2 separate regions of the Mus musculus genome follow, and region 1 is linked to region 2. A link is a contact called in ENCODE POLR2A ChIA-PET data. All regions are on one chromosome and are shown on one strand. Each heading gives the region's core, a stretch centred on a gene start or an enhancer-like site at or near the end of the contact. The rest is flanking DNA. Distances are from core to core; before and after follow the strand shown.

What was found. ChIA-PET counts read pairs that join two places held with the same protein, here RNA polymerase II (POLR2A).
Region 1: POLR2A ChIA-PET joins it to region 2 with 12 read pairs in Patski. The contact joins the promoter of Ttll13 here to the promoter of Sema4b in region 2. POLR2A ChIA-PET finds 5 or more read pairs at or near these places in 4 of 5 experiments (Patski and embryonic stem cell).

The regions. Positions count from the first base shown.
Region 1 is chr7:80,242,260-80,248,315 of GRCm38, forward strand. It overlaps Ttll13 (tubulin tyrosine ligase-like family, member 13), which reads left to right and starts at 4,117. Exons shown (of 15, transcript NM_177765.3): 1 at 4,117-4,404; 2 at 5,025-5,292; 3 at 6,036-6,056. The coding sequence starts at 5,036.
Region 2 is chr7:80,197,285-80,203,649 of GRCm38, forward strand. It overlaps Sema4b (sema domain, immunoglobulin domain (Ig), transmembrane domain (TM) and short cytoplasmic domain, (semaphorin) 4B), which reads left to right and starts at 1,304. Exons shown (of 14, transcript NM_001360135.2): 1 at 1,304-1,486. The coding sequence starts at 1,369.

The DNA.
Region 1 (6,056 bases), core at 2,867-5,366, 48 kb after region 2:
ACTACCATACTTGCACAAGATCAAGCCAAGCCAACCAACGTTCCGACAGAGACAGGGAACGTCTTAAAGACATGGTTACTGTTTATGAGATCTACTTATTTTTTTGTTTGGTGGATTGGTTGGTTTTTGTGAGAGAGGATTTGTTTACATATCCCTGGCTGTTCTGGAATTTTCTTTGTAAACCAGGGTAGCCTCAGACTCACAGATGTCTGCCTTCCTCTCCCTCTGAGTGCCAAAACACTCAACTTTGCCCCCCCCCCCCAGGAATTCTCATTCACTCCTAGAACTCACGATGGAGCTCAAGTTGACCTTCAACTTCTGAATTTCATGCCACCTCCATATGCTAGGGTCACAGGAGTCTAACACAGGAGTCTGTACCTGTCTTATGGGGTGATGGAGGTCAGACCCAGGGCTTTGTTTGCCTTTGGTCATCATCACCCTGTCCAATTCATCCACAACCCAACCCCATATCTTTTTTAAAAAATGTATCTTATTTATTAACTTATTGTGTGTGTGTCTAGATCACAAGATAAATTTTGTGAAGCCATTTCTCTCCTACCTTAGTGATCCCAAGGAGTCTCTAACTCAGGTCAAAGGCTTGGCTGCCTTTACCTGCTGAGCTGTCTGAAAGCCCCTCCCTTATTTTTTATGCAAATGTATTTATATGAATTGTGATGTTACTACCAGAAACCACGATCTTGAGAACGACATCAAGTCCTAAATATATGCTTTTCCTTTTTAATAACCATATCTTGTTATAGTATACATTTTAAATGATATTGTACACTAAGCATATGTATCTTACAGAATTCCATCTAAATTATGAGCTCACGATTCCAGAAAATGTCATACACAACAGCCTCTTAAATTGAAAGGAAGAGGGGCTGGTGAGATGGCTCAGTGGGTAAGAGCACCCGACTGCTCTTCCAAAGGTCCAAAGTTCAAATCCCAGCAACCACATGGTGGCTCACAACCATCCGCAACAAGATCTGACTCCCTCTTCTGGAGTGTCTGAAGACAGCTACAGTGTACTCATATATTAATAAAATAAATCTTTAAAAAAAACAAAAAAAATTGAAAGGAAGAGCTTGATACAGGTTTCAGAATACATAAACATATATTAAACTGGCCTATTGAAGGCACAATATTTTATTTGTTTAATGCTCAGATGTCAGGGGTAATGTATCCTTAGGGTACATTTTTCCTGCACATGTAATGTATGCTTGCTTACTTACTTGCAACCCCTTTAAGGAGTAACAAGAAGGCAGATTCATTAGCTATAATAAAAACATTCTTGAATGTACAAATAGAAAATCACATAGAATCCTCCACCCCCACTCCAAGGCTCAGGAAATGTGGAGACATAAAGCAGTCAGGCCTAGAGGATGAAGAGTTCTGTGAAATGCAGTCCAGTGTGGACATGACATTGCAGTTGCAATCATGAATTCACAGAAACTGGTTTAAAGACCTGCATAAGACAGTTCCTGTCAACATTCCAGTGTGTCTGTGGGGGGGGGGGAGGGAGGGTACATGAACCCCCGACTCTAGCTGAATAGCTTGTTGGCAGTCAGAGCTGCTAGGAAAGGGGGAGTCAAGTTTCTTGAGTGTAACCAGTGGGAAGTTGTCCATGACCTAGTAAATGACTCCACATTGATGTACATGCAAGGTACCCTAATTAAATTAAAACAACAACAACAACAACATGAAATTAGGAGGGGGATGTGTTTGGAGGAAGGCTTCCAAAGGCAGTGGGAGAGAATAAGAGGGGATTATAAGATGAATATGATCAATATATATCCATGAACTTGTCAAAAAATAAAAATTATTTGAGAGAGGGAGAGAGAGAGAGAGTCTGTGGTTCAGCAGTTAAGAGCACTTGCTGCTCTTATAGAGAACTAGAGTTTGGTTCCTAGCACCCACATGACAGCTAACAACTATATGTAACACAAGTTCCAGAGAATTGATGACCTCTTCTGGCCTCTGAGGACGTTGTACACATGCAGTACTCATACATAAATGCATGCAAAATACCCAGACACATGAAATGATAAATACATCTTTAAAAGAATAAAAGAGGGGCTGGAGGAATGTCTCAGTGGTTATAGGCACTGGCTGCTCTTCAAGAAGACCTGGGTTCAATTCCCAGCACCCATATAGCAGTTCACAACCATCTGTAACTCCACTTACAGGAGACCAACACCCTTTTCTGGCCTCCTCTGGCACTGTGCACATATGGTGCACAGATGTGCACTCAGGCACACATAAAATAAAAAGATTTGAAGAATAAAACAGGCTGGAGAGATGTCTCACTGGCTAAGGGCCCTTGGTGCACTCGCAGAGGACCTAGGTTCCGTTCCCATCAGTCCCAAAGGTGGCTCACAGCCATGTATAACTCCAGTCCCAAAGGATCTGACATTCTCTTCTGACTTACACAGGCACCAAACAAGAATGCGGTAAAAACTTATACACATAAAATACAAACATTTGTGAATTTTTAAGAATGAAAAACCTTTTGTTACTGTGTAACCGGTTACTTTACCAAATTCTCAGTACTACAGAGTAAGCAGATATTCATATCCTTGTACTATAGGCTTAGATTTTTCAAAACCTACTTTGTATTCTTGAATGCTTCAACATCCTTCTAGTCCACCTATCAGAAGTAGGGGGGATAAAAAGGTTAGTAGGAAATGAGGGCTGTGGACCTGTTTAGAAGTAGTTCTTTGGGGAGATTGGGAAATCTCTGTTGTTAGAATATCATCAGCCCAGTCCAAAACAATTAACATGAGTCAATAGCAGCAGTCCAGCCTTACTGGCAAACATCAAACAGGCGTCAGTAGCAGCGGTCGATCCAGAAGAAATTGAGAGAGAGGCTCCACAGGTCAGCAGAAGTCAGCAGAAGCAAGCGGCAAGAAGTCACCTGAATATCACAGAAAGTTCTGTGGCAAGCCAGTCTCTATGAAGTCAAGACAAGGGAAGATCAGCAAGTCAGTGCAAGGCGAACCAATGCAAGAGCCTTGTCACACTGTCTGTGGAGTATATTTATATTCTTTCTACTCATCACACGTCCTTTTCCTTCCTGCTTCAGAAAGACATTCTCACCTGTCTCTGCTTCAGCAAAACATCTCGTGACATAACTGAGTCCCCCCCCCCCCCAAGAAAATTTCCACTTCAATGTAGTTTCTGCAATTTTTTGTTTAAGGTTTTTCGAGACAGGGTTTCTCTGTATAGCCCTGGCTGTCCTGGAACTCACTCTGTAGACCAGACTGGCCTCGAACTCAGAAATCTGCCTGCCTCTGCCTCCCAAGTTCTGGGATTAAAGGCGTGCACCACCATGCCCGGCTAATGTTTGTCTTTTTATGAATAATAATAATAATAATAATCCAAAATTCTCTGGATTTTGCTACAACAAAATAATCTGAATCATATGTTGGGTTGGGTTTGGTGAAGAAAGCTAATGAAATTCAAAGTGGGGGGCAGGGATGCCAGGTTATAGGAAGGCAACAGTGACAGAGAAATTGAATGAGGTCATTCTGTTATTTCATTTTCTTGAGGTTACAAAAGTATTTATGGTTGTGGGTACCACATCAAGTTATGGGTGTAGGGGTGAGAGGACAATGTATTGTTTTCTTCTTCCACCATGTGGGTTCTGGAGGTCGAACTCATGTCCCCCTGACTTGTCAGCTATCATTTTGGTCCGCTGAGCCACCTTGCTGGCCTTATTCTGTAATTTGCTAATGGAGCTAGTGAATGAAACATTGGAAGGCATGTGTTCTTATCGCAGCTGTCCCTGTTAAGGGCAGGAATTTTTTTATAGCATCATTTCTAAATGTGGAAGAACCACAAGCAGCTATTTTGTCCCAAACATAAACATATTTGGGTTGGCCATAGGATTCCAGGAAAAGTGGAGCAGAAAAGGTGGAACCCGCCCCAATATGGGAGGACTACAAATCCCATAATGCGTTGGAAAAATACGTCTCGGCCGTTCACGTACACTCGGACCTCTAGACGCACCCGGCAAATGCAGACAGCTAGGGGGCCAAGATGGCTTCTACTGGCGCCAAAGTGGGTGTGGTTCCCGGGAAAGCCACGCCCCCAGAACGCTACTGCAATAGGGGCGGCCTTCGTGTCCATAGCGACGGCGGCGGCGGCGGCCGTCTGCTTGCTTAAGAAGTCGCCGCCGCCGCCAGGATCTCGGAGCCAGGAGTTAACCCCGAGGGGGAGCGGGCTCCCCCTCGCGACAGCGGGGACAGACAGTCCTGTGGAACGACGAGAAGGTCCCCGACGTCCAGCAACGCCCAGGAAGAGCCGCAGCGAACGAGCGGCGGCCATGAGCGACCAGCTGAGTCCAGCCCCGAGCCGATAGGGGCAGCTCCAGCAGCCCCTGAGCTCTCCTCGAAACCTCGGGTGGGCAGTGTCTGCCGTGGGTTTCCTTTCCTCTATTGTAACCCAAAGAGTCTTAGCTATTAGAGGCCCAACCCCAAACGCGTTCACGTAGGGAAACTGAGTTCTGGCTCAGGGAAATCGCCGGCCGATAACCTTTGATTGATAACCTTTGATTTACAGCTGTATCTTATTTTATTTTTTTTTAAAGATTTATTTATTATATGTGAGTACACTGGATGGTTGTGAGCCACCATGTGGTTGCTGGGATTTGAACTCAGGACCTTTGGAAGAGCAGTCGGTGCTCTTAATCACTGAGCCATCTCTCCAGCCCTCTACAGCTGTGTTTTAAAGCAGACTTCTCCAGTTCTGTCAGCCACCTTTCTTCCCCTTCAGGAAACAAAACAGCCGCGGTGGTGGTTCCTGTCAACTCTATTCTGCACTGCACACTTATATCTTATCAGCCCCCCATGCTTCCTCCCCACAGCCCTCTACTTGGAAACAACCTATTCTACAGTAGGGTTGATCTAAAAGGGCAACATTTCATTCTAGCACCGTAAAGGCGCTCCGGGTAAATTCCTGCAGGACTTCCTGGGCCCGGAGAAAGGTCTGATAAATATTTATTCCTATCCCTTTCCCCTTAGAATCTGAGAGGATGGAGCCCAATAACTGTAAGACCAGTGAATCTGAGGAAGATGATATTGAGGAAGAAGAATCTGAGGAAGAATGTGTTAGAGAGGAATCTACCACCCCCAACTCTACCCAGCAGGCACTTAGAAAGGCTGACTATAAAGAATTTGAGAATGGGGTTGCCTTATCGGTTGTAGCCAAGAAAATTCCAAAGAAAATATTAAGTGCAACAGACACAGATGATTTGGAAGTTGGGAGGAGAAGAAGAAAGCGGAAACGAAGGTATCTTTTCCTTCGATCCCTCACAGGTGTGACTCTAGAGACATTACCCCTTGGCTTCACACCACCATTTGGTAGCGGAGCATGGTGGGATCCAAGCTTTTCACTTTAGCCTTTGGGAAAGGAGAGGAGAGCCAGATGATGGTGCATGCATATAATCCCATCATTAGGGAAGCTGAAACAAAAAGATTACGTGTGTTCTAGACCAGCTTGGACTACAACGTGAGACCCTGCCCCCCATCAAAAATCATATAACTATGGGCTGATGAGATGGCTCAGCTGGAGAAGAGGGCTTGTTGCTCAAGCATGAGGGCCTTGAGTTTGAACCCATAGTGCTCACATTAACACAACAAAACAAAAGATGGCTGTGGGGTTGTGGTGGTGGCCAGTGCCTTTGATCCCATCACTCAGGAGGCAGATGCAAGCAGATCTCTCAGTTCAAGACCATCCTGGTCTATAGAGCAAAATCCAGGACAGCTAGGACTACACAGAAATCCTTTCTAGGAAATCTAAAAGGAAAGGCCAGAGCAATATTAACCTTTGCTTCAATAGAAAAAAAAAAAATCAGAGCATTTGGGTCTGCCATACTTGGAACTTTAGCATGTTGGTTTGGTATATAAATGCTTCTAGAGGAAATGAGTTTGTATTATAAGTCTGTTAGACATTTCCTAATCCTGGGTTCCTGGGAGCCTGATGCCTGTGCTTCCCTCCCACTCTGCCTGATTTCTGTTCCTCCTCCATTTCAGACCCCTGGCCATCAACCTGAC
Region 2 (6,365 bases), core at 54-2,553:
CACAGGTCAGAGGTCACAGCTTGTGGAGTAGACTCTGTCTACTGTGTTTGAGAAGAGATTAACAGGAGGAAAGGAAGCAGCAGTTAGAGCAGAAACAGTACATTTCAGATGATGGGTTAACCAGTGCAATTGGACATGTGGCATATGAGAAAAGACACGAGACTGTAGAAGGATGTCAGGGTGGTGACAGTACAGGAGTTGTGGAGCATGGGGAAGTCTGGATGTAAGAAAGAAGACCTGAGACCATCCAAGAGCTTGTCTGCTCTGACTGCCACCTGCCTGTGGGGGTGGGGAGGAGAGTAGAAAGATGTGGCTCTGGAACTGCCCACATGGGCACACATGGGCAGCAGCGAGTGCAGTGTAGCTTCGACAACTGCAGAAAAGTCTGGGGGAAGTGGTTTCATTGCCACAAGAACAATGAACACATATTTTTAAGTTTTTAATTTTATCCATTCACCTAGGAAAAGCTGAAACGGGTTTCCAAAACCTTGATGTCTTTGTTGATCTCCCCCTCTTTATTTCCCTCTATTCCTTTGCTGTGGCTCCACCAAATTGACTTCAGATTGGGGTACCTGCGGGTGGATACCTCTGGCGTCTCATTCCAGCCTTAGGGAATCCTTTCCTATGCTCAGCCACGTGCTGGTTGTGGGGGGGAAGGTCTAGCCTCTTTGGCAGTGCAGTCCGTGAAATCCTAATTATCCCACTTGAACTGATTCTGCGCCGGCCCCGGGCTTCGCGTGGACAGAATTCTAAGCATGGACAACCGAGCAGAGTATCTAGATTCTAGACCATGCATAGACCTCTCGCGGAAGTAAGACTGGAAAGCTACCAGTCTCCGTCTCAGAGTCTGCACAGCTCCCAGAGCGGGGGTGGGGGTAGGTAGGGGGCATGTGGGGCAGGGTTCCCGGGAGCCGGAAGGAGGGCGGGTCCGTGCGGCTTTGCGAGCTCCTCGGTCTCCGGGCTTCAGGTCCCCAGGCTCTGCTCCGCTCCCCCTCCCCCCCAGTGCCCCAAGTCGGGTGACTCGATCCAGCGCCCCTCGTACTTCAGCGCCCAGGAAGGAGGAAGGGGAAAGAGCTGGGCAAGGACCAGCTAGGAGGCCCGCCTACCCGTCGACTTCCTGCTCCGCGCCCTCCTCCCTGCGGCGAGAGCGCGGGGCTTTCACCCGCAGCACTGGGCAGAGGGAGCCTACGGTGCGGCGGCCCACGTGACCACCTTCCCTGCCGCCCACCCCCAGGTCCAGAGGCGGAGGCCGAGGGAAGGACTCCGGGCCGAACCGCGGGGCGGGGCTCCAGCCTGCGATTCCACTTGAGCAACCTGAGCCGGAGGAGGACGCCGCTGCCTGCTGCGGTCCGAGCTCCACGCGCCGCGATGGGCCGGGCGAGCCGCTCCGCTGTCCTGCGGCGCGCGCTGCTGCTGCTGCTGCTACTGCTGCTGCTGCGGACGACGACTACGCGGGCGCTCGGCCCCCGGATCAGTGTGCCGCTGGGTAAGTGCTATGGGGCGCGGCAGAAGGAGGGGAGCGCGGGCAACGAGATGCTTGGTGGGGTGGCCACGACAAAGGAGAGGTTGAGGTCCACTAGGACCAGGAAAGCAGTTGTGGTCAAAGCGAAAGAGGAGGGAAAGCTAGGGAGCTGAGAGCCCTTTTCTTCCATTTTCTATCTGGACTTGGAGAGGGCCGCTTTCTTGCTCGGTTGCAGCTGCTCTTGCTCGGAGGGAGCACACTCGGCACTAGGGGCCTCAGGTGCCAGCCATCCTGCCTACTCATTTACTTGTCTTTGATGCTGACCAGAGTCAGCCTTGGAGCCACCAACGGCACGGGGCTGAGGGCACTGCTGCTGGCCGTGCTATAAACTCTGGGCTTATGATATTCTCAGTCAGCCACAGCAGAGCCTGGAGTTTGGCGGGTGGGTGCCAGGTCTTTCCTCCCTGCCGGCCCATCTCTGACTGATCGACCTGGAGAATTCACCCCCTACTCCAAACACAGGGACTTGGAAACTGACATTGCGAAGACCCATCTGTACCCTGTCTAGAGGGGCCTGAGGGTATCACCCTGGTGGGCCACATTCCTTTTTTGGTGGTTTACAGCTGCCCCTGGCTGCCTGTGTTTCCAATCCTCCACTCATTCTTTACTTCCCTTAGTCTGATCGCCCCTGAACCTTTTCCAGGGAACCTCAACGTTTGGAATTCTAGGGACTTAGCCCAGTAAGTACTTCCTACTGCCCGCACTCCAGCTTCCTCCCCTGCAAAGTCGCCTCAGGCTTAGATACCTTGCAAAGTCATCTTGGGAAATTCATAAAACTTGGTGCATTCGGAGGGCATCAGGCACATAGGTGCCAACAGACAATGTTTGGCCAAACCCCTCTAAATTGCAAACTGTCACTGTGAGTTAGTGCATAAATTAGAGGTTACAGACTAAAACTCTACCAGACTTCCTACTCCATATTTGCATCCCCACCCCTAAAAGCATCCCATTTGCAAAAGGATAGAATCAGCTCTTCAGTTAAGGCCCCTAACAGGATCTCAGTCCCTTATCCAAAACATTGTTGGTAGCTCAAGTTCAAATCCTGTCTCAGCCACTTAGTTCCCACATGACCTTAAGTAAACAACTTCTCTGTGCCTTGATTTCTTCATCTGTAAAATGGGATATTAGCGCCTTGCTCAAGGCGCAGCTCATTACCAGTTGCAAAGTCCTTAGGATAGGGCTTGGTACAGAAACCTCTCAGCGGGTGTTTGCTGTCATTCTTGTTATGTTAAACTCGGACCACTCCTGCATGGAACTGGGTGGTTCGCTGTGGGTGGGGATGGTTCTAGAGTTCACTGCTGCTCCTTGGGAGTTCTGTTCTTGAAGTGAGAAATGACTGAAATCGGAACCCAGGACTGATGCTCTGCCACTTTAAAACACTTACTTAGCTTGTGTGTGGGTGTAAGGGCACACGAAAACATGACGTACATGTGGAGGTCAGTGAGGTCAGAGGGCAGCTGGTGAAATCCTCCCTCAGCCGTGTGGATCTCAGGACCTAAGCTCAGGTCCTCAGGTTTGGTGTCAAAAATCCCTTTCCCTGATGCGCCACCTCCCCATGACCCCCTCACCTTGTTGACCCAGGGTGGAGGTATGAGCTAGGTATGGAACCTGTCCTGTGTTAGGTGTGTTAGGCTCTGAGCCATACATACCCCTTGCTGCTTCTGTCATCCTGTGTTTCCCTAGAGCTCTCAGCCCTCCCGAGGCTGCAACCCTTTAATGCAGTCCCTCAGGTTGTGATGACCCCCAACCATAAATTACTTTTGTTACTGCTTCATAGTTGTAAATTTGCTAATGGGCTGAGGCCCGCATGTTGAGAGCTGCTGTCCCAGCCGTAAGGAAGGGGCTGTGAGATAGAGACACGTGCCCCTGTGGATCCCGCTTACGCCTGGGGAAGGCAGGACTAGCTTTTGGGGCTACACCAAACACAGTAGGTCTTTTGCCTTAGGGAGTGATGTGAAGACTTGATAGGGGCGTAGAGAGGCCCTTCTTCCTGGGAGAGCATCTGTCTTGGGTTAGCTGTATAGTTCCAGGACCTGGCCACCTCCCACAATTCCCTGATCATTCAAGGCTGCCACAGGTGGGCAGTGTGTGACTTGTGCACTGTACAGAGGTATTTAGCTGAGGGGTTGAAAGGGCTGGCAGGCCAGGAACACAATTTTATTGTGTTTGCGGGACGGATTCTAGGTTCTGCCTGGGGGGGGGGATGGGGGGGGGATGCTTTTTCAGTCCTCCCTAAGCTCTGCAGCGTTGTAGCCATGCCCAGCCACCTCACCACTGGGTGTGCATCCACACCTGACTGAGCTCCCCGCCACCACAGAGCTTTACCTTCCAGGGCCTCCACAGCACCCTTGAGACCTGCTTCTGCTTCCTTTCCTCCCAACTACAGGAAGGTCCTGTGGCTGGAGTCCCACATGGGGAATGCCCTGGTGACTGAACTGGCTCGCCCTTTGAGTCTGACCTGAGACAGTTTCCTGTCTCATCCCTGGGGGCTTGTTAGATGTTCCTGGCATTGTACCCATCCTTGGCAGGCCCATGGTGACCATGGGTGCCTGGCCCAAGGCCTTTTTAGCCTTCTGACACAGGCAGGCCTATCAGGGATTGCACAGAACTGAGACCACACCCCTTTTCCCACCACCTGAACTGAATTCCCACCCAAGTCTACTCTCAAGAACCTGAGCTTAGGGATAGTGGACTTCATCTGTGATCTAAAACCAAGTCCCTTGAAGTGGGAAGGTCCAGTTTATTCTGCATCTAGGGGCTCATAGAGAACTCTCATTCCTGCTGATGGTTCTTGGGAGCCCTTAGCTTGGAGGTGTTCTTGTGACTTCACCTAATGGTTAGGAGAGGGAAGGAAGACCCGGGACATTTTGGGTGAGAGTCGGGAGCGGCCATGAGGATTCCTAAGCCAGCTGGAAGTCTGTGAAAGTCATGCTTCAGAGCAGAGCATGAAATTTGGGTTCTTTTACAATGGAAACTCCACTCCAGGGCTGTAAAGTGGGGTACGAGCAGGAATCTGGCCTTGAAGAAGCAAAACAAAACTGCTCCCACAGCCTACTGAAGTCTGGTGGAACCACCTTATTTGGGCAATTAAAAGAGTTATTAATGTCTCCCAGCCCCAGAGACGTCCTGCTCTGGAAAGTGTATGAACCAGATTGGAATTAAATCTGTAGGCCTGCAAAACGCAGTCAACAAAACCCCATTGAATGCAGAAAACAAGGCACTTGGCACGAGCCAGCTGCCCGTCTGAGTCAAGGATGCCCGAGTGGCCCCTGTGCTGGCCGCGGTTCTGGTTCCCTCTTGCCTGCTATTGACCTCTGCCTCACATGACCTCGGCCCAGCGTGAGACTCTGTAGTTCTGTCTCGTATGTGGGCCTGTTCATGACCCTTCAGAGGCACGTGGATGGTGGAGAGCTTCAAGAATGGGGGCTGAGAGCCAATCTGGGAAAGCTGGCTCACCACTCTCATCAAAGGACACATCAAATGGCAAGCAGTGGCCTTCTTAAGCCTGTATCCTTGTCCACAGAACCAGAAGAATAGCAGGACCCATCTCCCAGGCTCCTGAGAGGATTATGGAAATAGCATATGTAAAGTGCTTGGCGTGAGTCCCGACACATGCAGCCTGCCCATGCCCATGGAAGGGAGCAGCGTCTGCTGCATGCTACCCTGCCCAAGCCCACCAGCCTTCCTGCAGGAGGTGGATGCTGAGTTGGTGGCGCCTGCTCTGCCCAGGTCCCAGGGTCGATGGGAGGTCATTCCCACTGACTTGCTTAGGTTTGCCCCCATTTCAAGAGCTTATGGTTTTGTCCCTTTCAGCGTTATTCTGTGACTCAGGACCCTCCAGTGCTTGGGACTGGATTTTGCCTCATGCCCCCACCCCCCACCTTTGCTGCTGCTCTCTGCTCTGTGGAAGTCATTCAGCTGGTGCTGTGCCTCCTACATTTGTAGAGTGTGGGAGGAACTTGTGATGTACTGCATAGTGTAGTCATCTTCTGGTTGATGGGACCTGGTTGAGAGGTCTGCAAAGTCAATGTCACCATACATATCTCCCTTTTTAGAGCCCGTGGCCCTTGTCCCATCTCTGTGGTTGCTTAGGCTGGGTCAGGGCTCAGAAACTTCTGGTGGAGCCCTCCCTGCACCCTAGGGGAAAGAGGATCAACAGAACTAGTGCCGTGCTCTGTGCCTTCCCTCTCCCGATCAGAATCTGGGAGAGCTCTGTCTCATAAGACTACACTGTATAGCCACTTTCCCCAGTTGGCCCTCCCTGCTCTTTACCTCTGACCTCCCTGTCCTGGAAGAGTTTGCCACATCAGGAAAGAAGCCAGCTTCCCCTAGGGGACAGTGTCATCGTGACACAGGGAACTTGCTTCTTGCCATCCTGATGACCACAAGCCTTTCCTCTGCTACTACCATTGCCTTCTGACGTCTCCTGGGTCACTGTTAGCCCTGTTCCTGTGTGGTCATCTCTGCCATAGGACTGCCCACAACCGTTAGGGTCCTAGCTGGTGTTCCAGCCTTGGGAACCTAGGAGATGGCTGGCAAAGTGAGGAGTATGGCTGAGGACCACGGAGGAGAGGGATTTATCCGCTTCAGGGTGCTCCTTCCCAAGCCTGTGAGTCCGTCTGGAAGCCCTTCATCTAGCCTGGGTTAGGAGATGTGCTTCAGGGAGAGGCTATGATAGGTGTAATGGGTGGGAGACAGAGCCCTCATTTCTCTTTTCTTCAGTAGAGTGGCGAAGGTGGCTAATTGGCTACCTTTGGGATTTTTTTTTTTGCCCTCAGGGCCAGAGTGGAACCCAGAAACACAGAGCCTCATATCTGCTAAGGAACCACTGTGCCTCCCCTCA